2 separate regions of the Homo sapiens genome follow, and region 2 is linked to region 1. A link is an interaction called in ENCODE POLR2A ChIA-PET data of the cell type or tissue named here. Cell type or tissue: PC-9. All regions are shown on one strand.

Region 1 (5,000 bases):
AGCTGAGATGGCACCACTGCACTCCAGCCTGGGCAACAGAGTGAGACTGTCTCAAAAAAAAAAGAGAGAGAGAGAGAGAAATCAGCACCTCTCAGGTGCTTACTAATTTCTATGTACTGCTCTCAAACACCTAGATAGTCTATTTCAGAGAATTTAAAAGCCCAATGACAGCTAGGCAGGTGTGGTGTCTAGGGTTCAAAAATAGGACAGTGAAGGTGAAGAAGACTAAGATAAAGTGTTTGTTCCATGTAACTCAGGTGTTGTTTCTTCAGTTACAAAAGACCCAGAGATGAGGTCAATGTGTGTTTGGTTTTTTCTGTTTGTTTACTGTGGTGGTGTTTTTATTGTTTTGTTTTTTTGTTTGTTTTTGTTTTTTAATCCCCCATTCAGTTGCTTAGTGTCATCTAAAGAAAGCATCATGGAGATTTGTTTTTTCTTTCCCAGTTTCTTTGGACATAAGCTGCTCTCTTCTTTCTTGGCATGGTTGACAGGGTTGAATTGAGGCATATGGATCTCAAAGGAGCCCAGTGATGTGATCCTCCTTCAAATTCTTAACATTTGTTTACCATTTAGCAAAGGCAGGGAATTTCTATTAATAAAAATAGTGGTTTACAGAAACAGATTTTCCTTGTCCAGTGAAAGTAAATTAATGTTCTGAAAAAAAAAATTGAGCAAGATATTTCCTACTTCTTGGAAGTTCTCTGTTCAGCGTTTTCTTTGTATAGTGTGATTTTTTTTTCTTCTTTTCCAAGCTAGGTAGCCTCCTGGTAGATGAATTAAGAGTTTACACTTAGGTAGCATAAAGAAAACATTCATTCCTGGGAAGAGTATAATTTAATAACAAATACTTATCAAATGTGTATGACATATCAGGCATGTTCTAGGCTGTGGGGATTCTGCAGTAAACTTATATTCCAGTGAGAGGGCAGTAAATAAGCACACATGTAGTACATCAGATGGAAATAAGTGGCATGAAATAAATAAAGCAGGTAAGGAGATGCTGTTCTACATAAGCAGGCCTTGCCAAGAAAGCAGCAGAACCCAGAAAGAAGTGAGGAAGGGAGCCAGCCATGAGGGCAACTGACCTTCGGATAACAGTAGCACACAGGACAGACGTGGTGGCTCGTTTCTGTAATTATAACACTTCGGGAGGCTGAGGCAGGAGAATTGTTTGAGCTCAGGAGTTTGAGACAAGCCTGAGCAACATAGTGAGACCCTCATCTCTATTTAAAAACAAAAGTAGCAGACAGGACAATCTGACTCCAAATCCACACCTATGAAGTGCTAATGATTCCTACAGCACAGGATTCCTGAGTAGCAAGTGAGAACCACGTTAGAGGAGCTGGCACCTGGGTGGGCTCATGACCATCAGTTCCCTCTACTTCCACTTGCTTTCCCCCTGATTTATTCCTGATGGGAGAGGGGGGTTCTTACCGGGTTAAACATCACTCTGGGTCACGTGTTCCGAATACAGATTTAAATGCAATTGCAAATGCCAATGGCCTTCTCCACCTTGACCCCTATTCTTACTCAGTGTAAATTAATGTTGAATTTTCTCATTCCGAAATTGTGTTGCCTTCTAAATTACTCCAGTCTGTTCATGTCTTTGTCATGGATTTTCTCTAATTGCAGATGTACCCATGTCTAACCTATTTTTTCCCTCCTCTTGCCTCTGTCCTCTATGGCATTCCCCACCTCAGTGTCATCCATAAATTTTGTGACACTTGCTCCTAGGTCATCAGTCAGAGTATTGATTCAGATCAATGTGATGGTGATTGTTAGGACACTCTTTGAAACACCTTCCCATGGCTGGGCTTAATGCCCCCTTAGTTTGTGATTTCTGATCATTTTCAGCTTTCTTTGGACTAACAGTGAATATAAAATCCCAAGACACTGCGCATTCAGCTCAATCCACCCCCTACCCCATCCCTTTGTATTCTTAATTACAACAACAGTATTACAATCTTTAAGATAATCTCATGAATTTGTCTGTGATCATTTAAATGCAAACTGTCCTTTGTTTATTTATCCCTGGTTTTCTGGAAACTCAATTTTACTTTCCTAATAGTTATTCCCAATTTTTCAAGCTGACAATTGCATATCTCATACACTAATTTTTCACTACCCTTTCCTTCTGTTTTCTCTCTGCATCACTATCACATGTTGTTGGCCTTGTTCCAGTCTTCTGACATCCCCCTGAGTGCAAGGTAATTTTTCAGAAATAATTATTCATTTTTACTGCACCATTGTTCAGTAAGCATATTAGTCAAATTCTATTCCCCAGGGCCATGTGTCATCTGGAGCAGCTGATTTATGCATGCTCATGTTTGCCAAATATTCCTTCACCTATTTTTTGTCCAAGCTTATCTGTGAGGGGTTTATATAATTCTCCAAATTTCACTTATTACAAAGCTATCTGAAAGTAGTTTAGCACTGCAGGGTTTAAACATTTTTATTTTAGTGTTTGCCTCTTTTACTTGTAAATCTGTGTTCCTTCAAGCTTCTTGGCCTACTTTTTTTTAATGACTCAGACTGAGCTTACAAATTTTTAAGTGATTGCTAAGTATTAAGTCGTTCTGTTTTGGCTCATGTGTATTTTTTTCTGCTGAGCTTAATTGAAACAGTCCGTTTTCTTGGCCTTATATTGTTCTTGTCTCAAGTCAGAACTATTCAGTGATCCTAAGAATTTGACACACAACTGAATAGATCCCTGCTTTTTCCATTTGATATAAATGGTTAGAATCTACACTAAAAGAATCATGAACTCTAAGTCTCTTTTAGAAAAAAAATATATATGAAATGTGCTGATTAGATCAGTCTTAGAAACTACCAAGTGTGTCATCTTCCAAAAGCATGGAACTTTCCACTATGTGAATAGTTTGGCACTAATTGTTCACACTTTTCCTTAGAGAAATAATTTTTTTCAGCCCAACCTCTTTTTTTTGACATGATCTTGCCAAGTCAGTGTAGTTTTAGAGAGCCATTTGCTGAAGTTGATTCAGTTGCTAATGGTATCCTAACTTGGTTGTTACCTCCACCCACTCACTAGAGAATCCTGAAATCACAGAACGCATTCCTGCCATTTCTTTCTTTCTTTTCTTTTCTTTCTTTTTTTTTTTTCTTTTTTTTTTGAGTTAGAGTCTCGCTCTGTCACCCAGGCTGGAGTGCAGTGGCGTGGTCTCGGCTCACTGCAAGCTCTGCCGCCCAGGTTCAAGGGATTCTCCTGCCTCAGCCTCCCAGGTAGCTGGGATTACAGGCAAGCACCAACATACCCAACTAATTTTTGTATTTTTAGAAGAGACAGGGTTTCACCATGTTGGCCAGGCTAGTCTTGAGCTCCTGACCTCAAGTGATCCGCCCGTCTCAGCCTCCCAAAGTGCTGGGATTACAGGCGTCAGCCACCATTCCCAGCTCTCCTGCCATTTATTTTTAGAATCAAATACAGTGCCCTTATTTTACTAAAGACAAATGTTTGACCCCAATAAGTGAGGATACTTAAATCAGCACTGTGTCGATGTCTACACAGTCTGTAGCTCTGTTTATAATAATAACAGGGGGGTTTTTTTGTTTTTTGTTTTTTGTTTTTTGAGACAGAGCTTTGCTTGTTGCCCAGGCTGGAGTGCAGTGGCGCAATCTCGGCTCGCTGCAACCTCCCCCTCCTGGGTTCAAGCAATTCTTCTGTCTCAGCCTCCCGAGTAGCTGGGATTACAGGCACCCACCACCATGCCCAGCTAATTTTTTGTATTTTCAGTAGAGACGGGGTTTCACCATGTCAGCCAGGCTAATAACACTTATTTTTAACAAGCTTTCTTACAAGGTGGCATGGCACCTTGAGGTTGAGTTGGAGCACACTCAAGTAAAGCCTCACTATCTTTTCTGGGGAGGCGGGGACAGGGTCTCACTCTCACTCAGGCTGGAGTGCAGTGGCGGAGTCATGACTTACTGCAGCCTCAACCACTCGGGCTCAAGCCATCCTCTCTCCTAAGCCCCCCGAGTGGCTGGGACTACAGGTGCACGCCCCCATGCCTGGCTAATTTTTGTATTTTTTTTTAGAGACAGGGTTTTGCCATGTTGTCTAGACTGGTCTCAAACTCCTGAGCTCAAGCAATCTGCCAGCCTCAGACTCTCAAAGTGCTGGGATTACAGATGTGAGCCACCATGTTGTCATTTGGAGTTGTTAGCAAGAATGGGGTAGTTGCTATGCCATCTTATTTTATTCAGATAGCACTAGATTTGGTATTGATTAGTAGCCCGAGCAAAAACAACTGGAGCAACTGAAAATACTGAAAATACTGAATTTCCAGTTCTAACCACATGGCCAAGTCAACCTTTGCCATGGATGCCCCATGCAAGGACAGTAGAAATCCTAATTGCAGCTGGTTACAGAGAAGGAACAGCCTCACTGGGGTTGACTCCCTCAGCAGATTACAAGAAACCATTGTCCCTGTCCTCCAAAAGCTGACTTTGAAAATATGAAGCGAGCAATATCTTTGATAGTGTGGGTTTTGGGTAACAGCAGTCCTGGTATTTAGAGACTTGTGTATACATACATGTTAAGGAGATCATTTTAAGATCAGAGCAGGCATTAAACAAGTTAGAACAAAAACATTTTCTGCAACTGAATATTCATATGAATCATGTGCTCACATTATACTAGAGAAATTTCAAAGCTCAAATCTTTTCAAAGTCCTACAATTCTTACACAAACAGTCATTTAAAGGAGAAACTAAAAAAATTAGCTGGGCATGGTGGCACATGCCTGTAGTCCCAGCTACTGGGAAGGCTGAGGTGGGAGGATTGCTTGAGCCCCAGGAGGTTGAGGCTGCAGTGAGCAGAGATTGCACCACTGCACTCCAAGGCGGGCGACAGAGTGAGACAGGTCTCAAAAATTAAACTAATACAATAAAGAGAAACTAAAGGACATCTGAGCATTTTTATCAGCCCAAACATAACTCAGTAGGTAAATATCTGTATACTTCACTATTCTTTTTATAGTGAGA
Region 2 (5,000 bases), 450 kb before region 1:
TTTTGATGAGTAAATTAGAATTTTAATATGGGCTTAATTGTTTTTTTTGCGACGGTGTCTCAGTTTGTCACCCAGGCTGGAGTGCAGTGGTGTGATCTTGGCTCACTACAACCCCTGCCTCCCGGGTTCAAGCAATTCTCCTGCCTCAGCCTCCCGAGTAACTGGGATTACAGGCGCCTGCTACCACGCCTGGCTAATTTTTTTATTTTTAGTAGAGATGGGGTTTCACCATCTTGCCCAGGCTGGTCTCGAACTCCTGACCTCAGATGATCCACCCACCTCAGCTTCCCAAAGTGCTAGGATCACAGGCGTGAGCCACTGTGCCCAGCCCAGTAGTTTGGTTTTAAAACTACACTTGGCTCTACCCTCCACGTTAGAATTGGGAGGAAGGAAAGAAGACCATGTATATTTTCAATATTTTTATCAATTATATCTTCCGGCTGGATGTGGTGGCTCACACCTGTAATCTTAGCACTTTGGGAAGCCGAGGTGGGAGGATTACTTGAACCCAGGAGTTCAAGACCAGCCTGGGCAACATAGCAAGAACCTGTCTCTATTCTTATTTTTAAAATTTTAAAAAAAGATGTCTTCCCTTACCTCTCTAACCTAATTTTATAATGACAATAAGGCTTAGGAAGTTTATCACTTATCTTCCATTGCAGGTTGTTAGTGATTTTTAAAAATCCCAAAAGTGATCATTTAGAATCCTTGTAAGAAAGCATGACCACAACTGGCTCACTGTAACTGAAAGAGCATCGCCTATGCCTGGGGAACTGAAAGGTAAATTGTTGGATTCCAGCCACTCAAAAATTGTTTATCTGTCTCTGTAAGTGGTTAAGTTTTAGTTCTATCTACTGCCCAATCTGAGAACTGTGACTTAGACATTTAATTATTTATTGCTTGTCCGTGTGAAAACATTTAGAATGGCTGGCAGCCTACCAGACCCCGAGTTAAACATTCTACAGCCTGACTAGACTGTTGGGTAGCCAACTTCACATCAGATTAAACACATTCTCTTCATGATGAATAGCTTGGAACCTAAAAACTTAATTTCGTTACAAAAAGTGCAAGGGGTGTGTTGTTTTCTAAATTAAAATTATTTTATGTTTTACTGCCACCGATCCAATTGTGGTTGTCAAATGTATTTTCTTTGGTGCTGGTAGGATGGAAGGGAAAGGGACAATGAGGGACTTTTGGGACTAATAAAATTTAAAAAAGGACTCCTACAAGGTTGGACACAATGCAGCCTAGGGATGAACAGTCATGAATTTTGTACTGAAAAAATTTACATTTCATTAACATTTTAAATTACAAAGGCAGGTCTACAAATACCGATTTGTGTGTTTGTGTGTGTGTGTGTGCTCATTGCATTTTCCAAGCAAACAAGTGAATAATGTGCTAACTGTATCCTTTGTTTTTTTATTTTTGATTTCTCTTTTTATTGTAAAACGTAAGCTGTGATGTGTAGTGACATTAATTTTAGTAAAACCTACTTTACGTTCTCTATAGATAATATGCACATAAAGTCTACATAATGTTTTCTTATGTAATAAATGCTTTGGGATAATGAAGGGTACTTCGAGCATCATTCCTCAGCTGTTTAGTAAACCAGCTCTACAGAGACTTGCCTTTCTAATTCTGCAGCTACATGGGTAGAAATTAATCTACTTGAAAATGAATTAGCAATATAAAAATGTAATATTTTATGATTAATATTAACTAGAAATTAAGACTGAATTATTCAACTTCAGTTTGCCATTCTTTGAAAGAAGTTACATTTTGGGAAGTTCTGTGAAGTTAGAAAAAGTTTGAAAGTGTGTTGCGGGAAATAGTGGCTGACTAGTGTAATGAATTGAAACGTTGGAATCAAGAACTCTGTGCCCAAGGGACCTGGCTGTCCGCAGGCTGTCATTTGAGGGTAAATGACAAGCAGGTGCCTGAGAAATGACAGGAAAGGCCCTACTTTTGGTCGTTGGCATCAGTACTAATAACCTTCTGGCTTTAGACCATGATTGAGGAATATATTTTCTGTGAGCACAATTGTGTATCATATAAATTTCAAGTGTGTTAACTAGTAGCAGAAAACTACAGTATCTAAAATTGTTTTTGCTGACCAAATGCCTTTTGACCAGAATCCCCCATTTAAGAGCTTGTCATTGTGCAGTTTGAAAATTTAGCTACTTAAAAAAAAACTTTAGATATATTTTTGATAAAACTATAAAATATACTTGAAAAATCACAAAGTTTTAAACACTTTTATAAGTGTACTTTTTGCTTTATTGAATGCCTGGAGCAGTTTCAGAAACTTACATAGTTTGGGAGTTCTCAAAGAAACAGCCATCAATGACGAATATAGCCTTTTGATGTTCCAGAGTACCGCACTCTGACAGTTGTCTTTCTTACACTGTCTTCTTCCACCACTATGGTGTCCCTATAATTATGCTTCAAATGTGCTGTCATTTTTGAATGCTACATTTTCACACATGAGTGGATAGACATGAACAGTGTTTTGGTTCTTTCCTTTGTTTCCCCTATTGAACTACTTTTTTTAGTAAGTCCATGTTAATTAAAATTCTAATGTTCTCATCAAAATTGCATTTTTGGAATAAATTTGTATCAGGATCAAATGACATTAAATCATTCAAAATCAATTAGAGAATGGTTTTAATTAATTGAACAGAAAGATGAAGTAAAGGAGCTGACATTGTTAAAACCTATTTACTGATAATTTAATAGTATGTTAAAATTTGTTTAAAGAGCTGGCTGCAGTGATTCACGCCTGTAATCCCTGCCCTTTGAGAGGCTGAGACAGAAGGATCGCTTGAGCCCACAAGACCAGCCTGGGCAACACAGTGAGACCCCATCTCTAAAAAAACTTTTAAAAATTAGCCAGGCATGGTGGTATGCGCCTGTAGTCCCAGCTACTTGGGAGGCTAAGGTGGGAGGATCCCTTGAGCCCAGGAGTTTGAGAGCAGCCTGGGCAACATAGGGAGAACCCATTTCTACAAATAAAAATAACATGTAAAAAAGCTGGGAATGATGGTGCATACCTGTGGTCCCAGCTGCCAGGATGGTTGAGGCTGCAGTGAGCCGTGGTCACGCCACTGTTCTCCAGCCTGGGCAGCAATGAGACCCAGTCCCCCTGCCAAAAAAAAAAAAAAATTATTTAGAGTATTTTGGGGTGATATATAAAATCATAACAGCTTAAAACGGAATACAACGAAAAAGACAATTTTTAAATAGTTAAAAGTGTTGGCGAGATAGAGGAAGTCAATCATAGTCTTGGAATAACATTTAGATTTCAGAATTTGAGTTTTTATGTTTGTTTTGACAAAATGGTTCTTTTGCTTTCTTCAACAAGAGGTTTAAGGCTTTGAACTTTTTGAAACTTTGATATAATTGTTGAAGTTTTTTAAACAAATCCTATAGAAATAGGAGACTGCTAATATGAAGAAGATAGAACATACTATTACAGCAAATTTATTTACTCACAAAAATTGCTTTTCCAAGGTAATCTTTTTCAAAAACTTACTGACATTTTAATGCCAAGTGTGTTTTCTTTGTCCCTAGTTTTAACAGTTTTAAAATACATGATTAACCTTTTTTCCTGAAACTGAAAGGAATCTGGACCAATTTTTTTAATCTATGCTTAAAAGCCACTCTTTTGATATGTTTTTCTTCATAGGACAGCCCATTATATTTAAATAGATAAATTGTCTCAGTTATTTCACACTAGCTGTATGACTTTATTTCTGTTATCCCCAGCAACTACATTTTTAGCTTTAAAGAATATTTTTATTGCTTTTGCATCAATTTCAAGTTTCAATATACAAAAGAGAGTAGTAACTAGTTCCTATGCTCTTCAGTCTGCTTCCCCAAGTAATCATTCTACTGTGAGGTGTTTTGTTTTTGGTATTGGCATTTTGGTATTAGGATTCATTATTACTAGTTATCAAGGAGACTCATTATTACACTGTGTCCCCTAATCATGTATAACCAGTGGCCTGGCAAAGCAGAAGACGACTTCCTCAAAAAAAAAAAAAAAAAAAAAAAAATCGTAGTTTACTTTAAGAGTTGACACTGCTGTAACCCAAAGACCTATTGAACTTACATTGCTGGTTGAGAAGCACACATCCAAAAAATCCAGTTATCTTCTGATCCACAATAAATTTTTGGAAAATAATCTGAAAACCAATTGTCCTCCATTATGACTAATGCACAATTTATTAAACTTAGATTTTTTGAGTGCAGTAACAGAACTAGAAATGTGTTGCTGTGTTACTCTGTTCTTGTACTGCTATAAAGAAGTACCTGAGACTGGGTAATTCATAAAGAAAAGAGGTTTAATTGACTCATAGTTCCACAGGCTGTACGGGAAGCATGACGGCTTCTGCTTGGCTTTTGGGGAGGCCTCAGGAAACTTATGGCAGAAGGCAAAGGGGAAGCAGGCACTTCCTACATGGCGAGAGCAGGAGGAAGAGAGAATGAAGGGGGAGGTACTACACATTTTTATAAACAACCAGATCTTGTGAGAACTCACTATTACCAGAATAGCAAGGGAAAAATCTGCCCCCATGATCCAGTCACCTCCCACAAAGCCCCTCTTCTAACATTGGGGATTACAGTTCAACACGAGATTTGTGGGGGAACACAGACCCAAACCATACCAATTACTAAAGAAATGGGAGACATTTGAATTTGGTGAAGAAATGGTCTAAGGTCTAAGCTTGGCCCAACCTCGGGCATCATGCCAAGTATAAAGGATAGCAAAGAGAATAATGCCTTTTGGTTTCTAAAGAGTTGAGGCTGGAGGAATAAGCATGTAACATGGTATGAAAAGTGCTAATAATCAAGGAAAGTAAGTGATAGGGTGGATCTTCAAAGGAGCAATATATTTGGGGTGGAAAGGTCATAGGTTGCATGGGTTGAAGCTTAACACATGAAAAGGCTGTGTTAAAAAAGTACTGATGATTTCTGTATGATTGGAAAATATGGGGAGA

Evidence for each region. ChIA-PET counts read pairs that join two places held together with the same protein. Peaks named below come from ENCODE experiments on the same cell type or tissue, not always from the same donor. Only the 100,000 strongest peaks of a DNase experiment are listed, where the experiment ranks them.
Region 2: POLR2A ChIA-PET joins it to region 1 with 5 read pairs; 2 of 35 experiments call an interaction of 5 or more read pairs at or near these places.

Annotation. Positions count from the first base shown.
Region 1 is chr4:53,539,268-53,544,267 of GRCh38, reverse strand. The region is part of intron 2 of LNX1 (ligand of numb-protein X 1); the gene reads left to right. Among named protein-coding and RNA genes, the nearest start is that of LNX1-AS1, 42 kb to the right of the region's middle. In PC-9, no CTCF peak of the experiment used is centred here; a DNase peak (open chromatin) is centred at 2,557; H3K27ac peaks cover 596 bases.
Region 2 is chr4:53,993,986-53,998,985 of GRCh38, reverse strand. No RefSeq gene overlaps it. Among named protein-coding and RNA genes, the nearest start is that of CHIC2, 68 kb to the left of the region's middle. In PC-9, no CTCF peak of the experiment used is centred here; no DNase peak of the experiment used is centred here.